3 separate regions of the Homo sapiens genome follow, and all the other regions are linked to region 1. A link is an interaction called in ENCODE POLR2A ChIA-PET data of the cell type or tissue named here. Cell type or tissue: CD4-positive, alpha-beta T cell. All regions are shown on one strand. Each heading gives the region's core, and the rest is flanking DNA. Links, peaks and the distances in the headings are about the cores only.

Region 1 (3,610 bases), core at 488-2,987:
TCTTTCTCTCTGTCTCTGACCACCCAGTATCTCTGTGTCTCACTGTCTCTGGTCATGAAATGTCTGTCATTGTGGCCCGTTTCACACTGTCTCTATATCTGTTTCCCCTGAGATCCGGGATCAGTTGAAGGAAGAGGAGATCCACATCTACCAGTTCCCCGAATGTGACTCTGATGAAGATGAAGACTTCAAGAGGCAGGATGCAGAGATGAAGGTGTGGGAAACAAAGAAGGAAGGCAGGCCGGGCACGGTGGCTCACGTCTGTAATCCCAGCACTTTGGGAGGCTGAGACGGGAGGATCCCCTGAGGTCAGGAGTTCCAGACCAGCCTGGGCAACATGGCGAGACCCCACCTCTACTAAAAATACACAAATTTGCCAGGTGTGATGGTGGGCGCCTGTAATTCCAGCTACTCGGGAGGCTGAGGCAGGAGAATCACTTGAACACTCCAGCCTGGGCAATGGAGTGAGACCCTGTCTCAAAAAAAAAAAAAAAAAAAAAAAAAAGAGGAAGGGGCAGGAAGCAGAGGAGGCGGGTGTGGAGATTGAAGCTGGGAAAGAGAAAGTTTCTGCCGTGTGAGCCAATGGTGAACCCCTGCCCCCTGCCCTCCAGGAAAGCATCCCTTTTGCAGTCGTGGGATCATGCGAGGTGGTGAGGGATGGCGGGAACCGGCCGGTGAGGGGACGCCGCTACTCCTGGGGGACCGTGGAGGGTGAGTGAGGCCAGGCAGGGGTCCTAAGGCCAGCAGGGAGCCCGGGGCCTCTGGGTCAGGCGCACTCAACATGTGAAGTTGGGGTGGGCTTTGGTCCCAGGGGATCCTAGGAGGAAAGGGGGGTCGCTGGGCTGCAGACCGCGGACCCTCCGCTAGAGTGGCAGCAGGACTTTCCTGTAGACCCGACCCTTACGGGTGGGTTGGACCCGAAACTCCCTGACGTTCGCTGGTCCGCGCCGCCCCCCCTCCAGTGGAGAACCCACATCACTGCGATTTCCTGAACCTGCGACGGATGCTGGTGCAGACACACCTGCAGGACCTGAAAGAGGTGACGCACGATCTGCTCTACGAGGGCTACCGGGCCCGCTGCCTACAGAGCCTGGCCCGGCCTGGGGCTCGCGATCGAGCCAGCCGCAGGTGAGACCCGGGGCGGACAGTATCAGAGCCTCCAAGGTCCCGCCTCACCCATGACCCCGCCCTGAGGACTCGTCCCCACCACCCGTGACTCCGCCTTCACCACTCAGACTTCTCTCTCCCTCCCTCCCTCCCTCCCTCCCTCTCTCCGTCTCTCCCTCTCTCCCCCTCTCTCCCCACCCGCTTTGCCTCCGGCCCTAACCTCAAGGAACTGGCTCCGCCTCCTAGACCCCAACCTCGCCCCAGGCCCTGCCTCCTGGGCCTCACCCACAACCTCAGGTCCCGCTCCTGATTCCTGTCCCCTTCCCACTGTCCCGCAGTAAGCTTTCCCGCCAGAGCGCCACAGAGATCCCGCTGCCCATGCTGCCTCTGGCGGACACCGAGAAGCTGATCCGCGAGAAAGACGAAGAGGTGAGCACGCACCTCGCTTCCCCCCGACCGATGCCCCAGGTCCCCCTCTGGCTTCGCCAGGTCACCGCCTGCAATCTCGCCCTGCACAGCTGCGCCGCATGCAAGAGATGCTGGAGAAGATGCAGGCCCAAATGCAGCAGAGCCAGGCCCAGGGCGAGCAGTCAGACGCCCTCTGAGGCCACGCCCCGCCCGGCCTTACCTCGGCTCCGCCTTCAGTCGGCCTCTTGTCCAATCCCCGCGCCCCACACTGCCCAGCGCCCCCCGGGACCTCCGCGGGTGCCGCCCTCGCGCGGGCTAGGGGGAGGTTCTCCCAGCCTGAGTCCGTAGCCCCGCCCCGGCGCTGGTCCCGCCCACCCAGACACCGCCCACTTCCCGGCCCGGGGCCTGCACAATCTCCGACCGCATCACTGTCTTCCGGAGTCCCCCTTCTTCTCCCAGACTCTGTCTTCAATAAAAACTGAGCTTCCCGCGGCCACGCGAGCCTTCTCCTTCCTTGCGGAAAAAGGCGGCGGGCGTAGATTGTGGGGCCGACCCCCGCAGGCCTCCAGGCCGCATCCATTCATTTGTGGGGCGCTCCCACCTGAGGCCCTCGCGCAGACACTCTGAAGGCGCCGCCCATAAGAAACAAAGATCAGTTAAATTTTATTGGGAGCCGGGGTGGAGGTCGGGCCGAACAGAAGCGTCGGGCAGCGGAGGCCCGCGGGTGCCCCTACTCCTGGTCCTTGGCGTCGCCGTGCGTGATGACGTAGCAGATGTTTTTGTAGTCGACGTTGCCGCCCACGTCGGGGGGGAAGGCCGCCCACATGTTCTTGATCTGGGGAAAGACGTAGGGGCGTCTCGCACAGGCCCTTAGTCTCCCCGGCCCCAGCCCCTTTGCTGCTCCGGCCCCGCCCCGGTCCCCACTCACCTCCTCCTGGGAGAAGCGGTCACACTGCGTGGTCAGCAGCTCCTCCAGGCTGGAGAGAGGTGACACAAGGGGAGTTGCGATTGGGTTCCTGGTTCCTTTCCACTCCCTCGCACCTCATCCCCGATGCCAGCCCCAGCCTCCCCTGAAAACCCAGGTCACTCTACTTCCTTCATTGGCCTCCCAGACACTCGCTTTTGCCCTCTCCGCCCACATTTGCTGTGAAAATGCAATCTTACCGCCCATTACCACAATCTTAACTACTCCCTTACCTCTGGCAGTGCCTAACCCTTCGTAGGAATTTTTGGGTTTTTGTTTGTTTTGAGACAGGGTCTCACCCTGTCGCCCAGGCTGGAATGCAGTGGTTTGATCACGGCTCACTGCAACCTGGAACTCTTGGGCTCAAGGGATCTTCCTGCCTCAGCCTCCGGAGTAGCTGGGACTATAGGTGTTTGCCACCACTCCCGCGAATTTTTTTTTTTCTTTTTTTTGGAGACGGAGTTTTGCTATTGTCGCCCAGGTTGGAGGGCAGTGGCGTGATCTTGGCTCACTGCAACCTCCGACTCCAGGGTTCAAGCGATTCTCATGTCCCAGTCTCCCTAGTAGCTGGGACTACAGGCGCCCGCCACCACGCCCAGCTAATTTTTGTATTTTTAGTAGAGACGGGGTTTCACCGTGTTGGCCAGGCTGTTCTTGGACTCCTGACCTCACATGATCCGCCCGCCTTGGCCTCCCAAAGTGCTGGGATTACAGGCATGAGCCACTGTGCCCGGCCAGCCCACGAATTTTTTAGTTAAGTTTTTAGAAACAGGGTCATGCTGTGTTATCCAGGCTGATCTCAAACTCCTGTCCTCAAGTAAATCCTCCTGCCTCTGCCTCCCAAAGCACTGGGATTATAGGCCTGAGCCACAGGGCCCAGCCTTGGTAGAAATTTAAGGAGGCTGTCAGTGTGGGAGCAGCTGGTGGAGTGGGGGAAGGGTCGGAAGGGTGGGGGAGCCGATGCTTACAACTTCTTCTTGATGGTGCCCTTTCCCTCAGGGTCCAAGACCTTGAAGGCTCCGGTGATCACATCCTCAGGGTCGGCACCTGTGGGGGTCAGAGGGCACATGAAGCTGATGGGTCCCTGAAGGGTCTGGGAAAAGGCAGCCGGGGCCTTGGACCCAGGACACT
Region 2 (3,610 bases), core at 370-2,869, 180 kb before region 1:
CACGCCTGTAATCCCAGCACTCTGGGAGACCCAGGCGGGTGGATTTCCTGAGGTCAGGAGTTCAAGACCAGCTTCGCCAACATGGTGAAACCCCCTCTCTACTAAAGATACAAAAAATTAGCCGGGCGTGGTGGCAGGCACCTGTATTCCCAGCTACTCAGGAGGCTGAGGCAGGAGAATCGCTTGAACCTGGGAGGCGGAGGTTGCAGTGAGCCGAGATTGCACCATTGTACTCCAGCCTGGACAACAAGAGCGAAACTACGTCTCAAAAAAAGGAGAGAGAGAGTGTGTAAAGTGGAATAGAATAGAATAGAAAACAATTTAAAAAGAACTAAAATAAAATAATAAAATAAAGACTTGGCGCCGGGCGCTGTGGCTCATGCCTGTAATCCCAGCACTTTGGGAGGCCAAGGCGGGGGGATCACGAGGTCAGGAGATCGCGACCATCCTGGCCAACATGGTGAAACCCCGTCTCTACTAAAAATACAAAAATTAGCTGGACGTGGTGGCGCGTGCCCGTAATCCCAGCTACTCGGGAGGCTGAAGCAGGAGAATTGCTTGAACCAGGGAGGCAGAAGTTGCAGTGAACGGAGATCGCGCCACTGCACTCTAGCCTGGCGACAAAGTGAGACTCTGTCTCAAAAAAAAAAAAAAAAAAAAGACTCCGTCACTGAGTGGGCCTCCTCGAAGGGCCTCCTCTAAGGGACTGGGAAGGGGACGTCAGGCCCTCGGTCGAGAATCTTGGACCGGTTTCCCCTCCCCTGCAGCCTTTGCTGCCACCTGCCTGAGCCCAGGTCAAAGCGGCCGCACCCATCTTAACTACGGGCAAGAGGCGCTGCCAAGGCCGCCTGGGAGGAACAGCAAGAGAAGACTTTTCCAGCAGGAACAAACTAGGTCAGCAACACCGGATCGATATTCAAGCTGTTCAATGCCTTTCTCTAAAATGAAGAGAAGCTGGACTGTCGCCAGCCATCTTTTCTTCTTCTTTTTTTTTTGAGACAAGAATCTCACTCTGTCACCCAGGCTGGAGTGCAGTGGCACGACCTCAGCTCACTTCAACCTCTGCCTCCCGGGTTCACACGCTTCTCCTGCCTCAGCCTCCCAAGTAGCTGGGATTACAGGCGTGTGCCACTATGCCCGGCTAATTTTTGTATTTTTAGTAGAGACGGAGTTTCACCACGTTGGTCAGGCTGGTCTTGAGTTCCTCACCTCAAGTGATCCACCCGCCTCGGCCTCCCAAAGTGCTGGGATTACAGGCGTGAGCCACCGTGCCCAGCCGCCAGCCATCTTTTCTAAGAGCGCTTTCATTTTTCTGGACTCCGGAACCACAGAGTTGCTCGCCGTCCTCTCTAGGCCCCACCCGAAGCTACTACCGGTCGTCGAGGCGTCCGTGGAACCTCCTGCACCCTACTCCCAGGGCAAACCCCCAGCGTCCCTCCGGGAGCCGCGGAGCCACTGGCCGCGCTCATGGCTCCAAGCCAATGAACCAGGGAAGGTGGAAGGGACGGAGACTGGGAAAGTGTCTGAGGACCGAGAGCTCCGCGGAAACGGCCGACTGCCGCTTCCTGGCGCAGTGGGGGTGTCTGCGGTATAGGGATGTTCGCGTCCTGATCCGGGACGCGATGCCGCGACCTGCGGCCACCTAGACGCGCTCAGCGGCGCCCGCCCCACCCGGATCCCCGAAAAGGGAAAGAAGTGGCTCTCCTCACTTATGCGGCAGGTTGAGCTGTTTCCTGAGATTCCCGCCAGATCACCCTCCCTGAAGTTCCCTCCAGGCTCCTCCACAGGGGCTCCCCTGGACCTCCTGTAAAACATTCACAGCCTGGTATACTGATATATTCTGAGTTAAAAACAGAGAAATTGTAGTTTCAGAAGGAGCAATCCGACCTGTTTCTTCTGCATGGAGCATGCCAGAAACCTTACTCTGGGGGAGTATCCTTCTGTACCAGGGCAAGAAAACAGCCCTGAGAAGCCACAAGGGACCAGAATAAACATACGTAACAAAGTCATCTGTATCTTGTACCTGTTTGACAACCCCCTGATACATATTCTAGTTACTCACTGCCCTAGCCAAATTTTCTTTGTCCTGTCATTTCTTTTTTCTTTTATTCTTTCTTTCTTTTATTTTTTATTTTTTATTTTTGAGACCGAGTCTTGCTCTGTCGCCCAGGCTGGAGTGCAGTGGCGCAATCTCGGCTCACTACAACCTCTGCCTCCCGGGTTCAAGCTATTCTCCTGCCTCAGCCTCCCAAGTAGTTGGGACTACAGGCACGCACCACCATGCCTGGCTCATTTTTGTATTTTCAGTAGAGACGGGGTTTCACCATGTTGGCCAGGATGGTCTCGATCTCTTGACCTCGTGATCCGGCCACCTCAGCCTCCCAAAGTGCTGGGATTACAGGCATGAGCCACCGGGCCGGCCCTCTTCTTCTTTTTTTTTTAAACGAAGTCTCTCTCCCGCCCAGGCTGGAGTGTAGTGGCTCAATCTTGGCTCACTGCCACCTCTGCCTCCCAGGTTCAAGTGAGTCTCCTGCCTCAGCCTCCTGAGTAGCTGGGATTACAGGAACCCACCACCACCCCCAGCTACCTTTTTTTTTTTAATTTTTAGTAAGGACGGGGTTTCCTGACCTCAAGTGATCTGCCCACCTCGGCCTCCCAAAGTGCTGGGATTACAGGCATGAGCCACCGCGTCTGCCCACTGAAATTTTATTGTTCTTTGTCTAAAAAATATAAAAGCACCTGGCTTTGGGCACTTTTTCTGACTTCCCTCTCTTGTGAAGATCCCCATGTACATGTAAAACTAATACAATTGGTATAATTTTCTCGTTTGTCCACTGTCAATTCATTTGTTCTTATTTTACTTTAGTTTATTTTTATTTTTATTTTTTGAAGATAGGGTTTCACTAACTTGCCCAGGCTGATCTCATACTCTTGGGCTCAAGGGATCCTCCTGCCTTTGCCTCCCAGTAGTTAGCATTACAGGCGATTCTCAATCTGGGCCTACATTCAACTAAAGAGCCCACCAAGAGCTAAAAGGCAGTTGGAGGCAACTCTGACTCCCATACACAGTAAGGGAGGAGACCATCCCTCATATTGTCTTACGCCCAATTTCTGCCTCCAAAGAAAGAAGAAGTAAAAACTCAAAGGCAGAAATGGAATCCACAGGCAGACAGCCTGGCGCCACACCCTGGGCCTGGTAAAGATCGACCTCTGACCTAATCAGTTTTGTTATTTATAGATTACAGACATTGTATAGAAAAGCACTGTGAAAATCCCTGTCCTGTCCTGTCCTGTTCTAATTACCAGTGCCTGCAGCACCCAGTCACATATCCCCTGCTTGTTCAATGGATCACGACCCTCTCACGGGGACCCCCTTAGAGTTGTGAGCCCTTAAAAGGGACAGGGATTGCTCACTCGGGGAGTCGGTTTTTGAGATGTGAGTCTTGCCGATGCTCCCAGCCGAATAAAACCCTTCCTTCAACTCGGTGTCTGAGGGGTTTTGTCTGTGGCTTGTCCTGCTACAACAGGACATGTATGAAGTCACGTGGAGCACAGAATAGACCATCAGAAAGTGAGAGAGAGGTCTGGGGGAGAGTTGGTGACATTTACT
Region 3 (3,610 bases), core at 370-2,869, 1.4 Mb after region 1:
TTGATCAGAGTTCTGTCATTTTGAGGGTTCCTAGCTGTGTGACCTTGGGCAGGTCACTCAACCTTTCTGTGCCTCAGTCTCCCTATCTGTAAAATTGAGTTAGTACGAACTCATAGGGTTGTTGTGAAGATTAAAGACTGTCTCAGAGCAAGTGTCTGTTAAATAAATAAGCCCACCACAGTACAGCTAGAACCACTGAGGTGCTGGGAAGGGAAGGGATGGGCTCAAGAGTCCTTGGAGGACCCCTGATGCCAGGCCAGAGCCTCCCCTCCTCTCAGCCCCTTGCCAGCCCCCACTGGCCTCACCTTCAGACATCTGCTGGAGGGCACTCTCCCTCCGCCCCTTGTTAGCCCAAGCCCCACCTCTGCCCTGGCTGCTGGATTTGCCCCTCACCCCAAGCCCGTGAGGGAGGTGGGTTCACATCTGAGGCCCACAGAGGGTACAGAACCTCCCCCATGCCACTGCCTTTGTATGTCCCAGGGCCAGGAGGAGGGCGCAGTGGATTCTGGGCTCCCACCCCCAGCCCCAGCCCCCGCACACCCGCGTTATCTCTCAGCAGCAGCCACTGAGCCTCCCAATATCTCTCTGATCCCCCAAATTTCCGGTTCCCCAAAGACAACTCAGGATGTGGGGAGGGAGGGGCAGGGAGAGGAGGAGGGAGACAGAGAAGAGAGAGATCGCAGCAAGAGACAGTGAGCCACACAGAGACCAGAAGGAGAATCTCCAAGACAGAGACCAAAACTAGGGCAGAGACGCAGAGACAGATGAGAGAGACAGAGCAGTTCCCAAAGAGCGAGAAAGAGAGAGACAGACAGACAGACAGAGGAAGAGCGCTGGAGAGACATAAACAGACTAGAGACAGAGTCAGAGCCAAAGGGGCGCGGTGACCCCAAGACACACAGTGACAAAGACACAGGGAGACAGGGGCAGAAGTGGAGAGACTGAGGGCCAGGCAGACACAAAAGCGGAGATGGAATAGGGAGAGGGGAGGCTTGGGGTGAGAGATGTTGGGGGTACCCGGAAACAGAAAGTAGGTTGGTGAGCTTGAGAGCCAGACGGGTGATGGGGAAACATGCACAGGGGCCTCCCAGGTACACGAGGGGGCGAGGGGGAGGGAGGCAGGGACAGAGACCCCCAGTGTGTAGGTAGCAGGCCAGAGACCCCATCCCTGTCTTTTTCTTTCTTTCTTTTTTTTTTTTTTTTGAGATGGAGTCTCGCTCTGTCACCCAGGCTGGAGTGCAATGGCGCGATCTGCGCTCACTGCAACCTCCGCCTCCCAGGTTCAAGTGATTCTCCTGCCTCAGCCTCCCGAGTAGCTGGGATTACTGGTGCCGGCCACCACACCCGGCTAATTTTTGTATTCTTAGTAGAGACAGGGTTTCACCATGTTGGCCAGGCTGGTTTCAAACTCTTGACCTCAAGTGTTCTGCCCACCTCAGCCTCTCAAAGTGCTGAGATTACAGGCGTGAGCCACCCACGCCCGGCCTCCCTCCCTGTCTTTCTCAGGGATCCAAGGACCTTCCCAGCCCGCTCAGGGCCACAGATACTCCAAGCGTCCACCCATCAGGCTTATATAACCCTTGGCTTAAGCCCAGCCCTGGAGCACCCCCACAGCCCCAGAGCCAGCAGCCCCAGGGAGAATCCCAGCAGTGAGGTGTGCTCAGAAGGGCTGCCACTGCCCACCACGCTCCTTGTTTATGAAAGGGTGATAAGGAGAAGAACTCCCACAAGGGTCACAGTAAGAACCGAGTGTCTCTACAGCAATGGCACCTTGCCCAGCAGATGGTAGGTGCCTGGAGATGGGGCCTTGTTGATGAAGGCTGGTGCTCCCACAGCATCCTGTCTAGATGAGTCAGGATGCTTTCATCTGCAAATGACAGAAACCCAGATGAAGCTGAGCCAAGCCAAAGAGGCGTGCTTATTAACTCCTGCAGCTGAACAGTTCATGGGTGGATCCAGCTTCAGGAACAAGTGGATCCAGGACCTCTGTATTAGCGTTCACTAGTGAGACAGGACTAATAGGATAGATAAATATTTGAAGGGGAATTTATTAGGAGAATTGACTCACACGATAACAAGTGAAGTCCCACAATAGGCCATCTGCAAGCTGAGGAGCTGGGAAGCCAGTCCAAGCCCCAAAACCTCAAAATTAGGGAAGCTGACAGTGCAGCCTTCAGTCTGTGGCTGAAGGCCCAAGAACCCCTGGCAAACTACTGGTGTAAGTCCAAGAGTCCAAAAGCTGAAGAACTTGGAGTTCAATATTTGGGGGCAGGAAGCACAGGGGAAAGATGAAGGCCAAAAGACTCAGCAAGTCTGCTCTTTCCAACTTCTTCTGCCTGCTTTTATTTATTTATTTATTTTGAGACAGAGTCTCGCTCTGTCACCCAGGCTGGAGTGCAATGATGCCATCTAGGCTCCGCCTCCCAGGTTCAAGCGATTATCCTGCCTCAGCCTCCCGAGTAGCTGGGATTGCAGGCACCCACCACCACACCTGGCTGATTTTTGTATTTTTAGTAGAGACCAGGTTTCACCATGTTGGCCAGACTGGTCTCGAACTCCTGACCTCAGGTGATCCCACCCGCCTCGGCCTCCCAAAGTGCTGGGATTGCAGGCATGCACCCAGCCCTGCCTACTTTATCCTAGCCACACTGGCAGCTAATTAGATGGTGCCTACCCAGATTGAGGGTGGGTCTGTCTCTCTCAGTCCACTGACTCAAATATTAATCTCCTTTGGCAACACCTTCACAGACACACCCAGGATCAATACTTTGCATCCTTCGATCCAATCAAGGTGACACTCAATATTAACTATCACAAGTCCACCCCTTGTCAATTTGAACCCATATACATCTCCTGAAATCATACATAATTTTCAAATAAAGACAATAATAGGCTGGGCGCAGTGGCTCAGGCCTGTAATCCCAGCACTTTGGGAGGTTGAGGCGGGCAGATCACCTGAGGTCAGGAGTTCTAGACCAGCCTGGCCAACATGGCAAAATCCCGTCTCTACTAAAAATACAAAAATTTCCTGGGCATGGTGGTGTGTGCCTGTAATCCCAGCCACTCGGGAGGCTGAGGCAGGAGAATGGCTTGAACCCAGAAGGCAGAGGTTGCAGTGAGCCGAGATCACACCACTGCACTCCAGCCTGGGGGATAGAACGAGGCTCTGTCTCCAAAAAAACAAAGTTTATAATTACACCTAACATAATACAGCTATCCTTCATACAACCGGAAGCACACCAATCCTTAACCTAAATGCTATTACGTAAAGTTAACAGCACATAAATGCTGATATGAGGTCAATAAATCTTATGTCACATGATAAAGGAAATAAAATGAAGATATTTTCTTAGTGTGTACATGCACAAACATATTCTCAACAAAATAACGAGGAAATACTCATGACAGTTACAGTCCTCGTTTCTGCAACTGGTCATGTGGTCATAGCTGGTATTGATGACTACCTTCTTCTACTACCCATTCTGTATTCCCTTTGTCTTTCACAAGTACCTCAGCAGGTTGCGGTTTTTTTTACCTGGTGGAGTGACCCAAACCTTCATTCCTGAAGGGTCTGGACTATTTGTAGTCCTGCCTGAATTGGGCTATTGTA

Evidence for each region. Peaks named below come from ENCODE experiments on the same cell type or tissue, not always from the same donor. Only the 100,000 strongest peaks of a DNase experiment are listed, where the experiment ranks them.
Region 2: POLR2A ChIA-PET joins it to region 1 with 7 read pairs; 14 of 35 experiments call an interaction of 5 or more read pairs at or near these places.
Region 3: POLR2A ChIA-PET joins it to region 1 with 6 read pairs; 1 of 35 experiments calls an interaction of 5 or more read pairs at or near these places.

The regions. Positions count from the first base shown.
Region 1 is chr16:30,376,536-30,380,145 of GRCh38, reverse strand. MYL11 (myosin light chain 11) reads right to left here. Exons shown (of 7, transcript NM_013292.5): 5 at 3,448-3,526; 6 at 2,444-2,492; 7 at 2,155-2,350. The coding sequence ends at 2,246. SEPTIN1 (septin 1) reads left to right here. Exons shown (of 11, transcript NM_001365977.2): 7 at 113-214; 8 at 612-711; 9 at 963-1,128; 10 at 1,446-1,536; 11 at 1,626-2,011. The coding sequence ends at 1,712. It also overlaps a transcript of ZNF48 not described here. Among named protein-coding and RNA genes, the nearest start is that of MYL11, 3.5 kb to the right of the region's middle. RefSeq lists enhancers at 219-776, 777-1,334, 1,506-1,565, 1,956-2,295, 2,144-2,438 and silencers at 1,256-1,365, 1,636-1,975. In CD4-positive, alpha-beta T cell, for the core only: no CTCF peak of the experiment used is centred there; DNase peaks (open chromatin) are centred at 1,105, 1,795 and 2,275; H3K4me3 peaks cover 2,454 bases; H3K27ac peaks cover 2,385 bases.
Region 2 is chr16:30,559,445-30,563,054 of GRCh38, reverse strand. No RefSeq gene overlaps it. Among named protein-coding and RNA genes, the nearest start is that of ZNF764, 2.9 kb to the right of the region's middle. RefSeq lists enhancers at 1,243-1,392, 1,413-1,612. In CD4-positive, alpha-beta T cell, for the core only: no CTCF peak of the experiment used is centred there; a DNase peak (open chromatin) is centred at 1,484; H3K4me3 peaks cover 1,158 bases.
Region 3 is chr16:29,006,421-29,010,030 of GRCh38, reverse strand. No RefSeq gene overlaps it. Among named protein-coding and RNA genes, the nearest start is that of LAT, 23 kb to the right of the region's middle. In CD4-positive, alpha-beta T cell, for the core only: no CTCF peak of the experiment used is centred there; DNase peaks (open chromatin) are centred at 640 and 1,820; H3K4me3 peaks cover 743 bases; H3K27ac peaks cover 1,812 bases.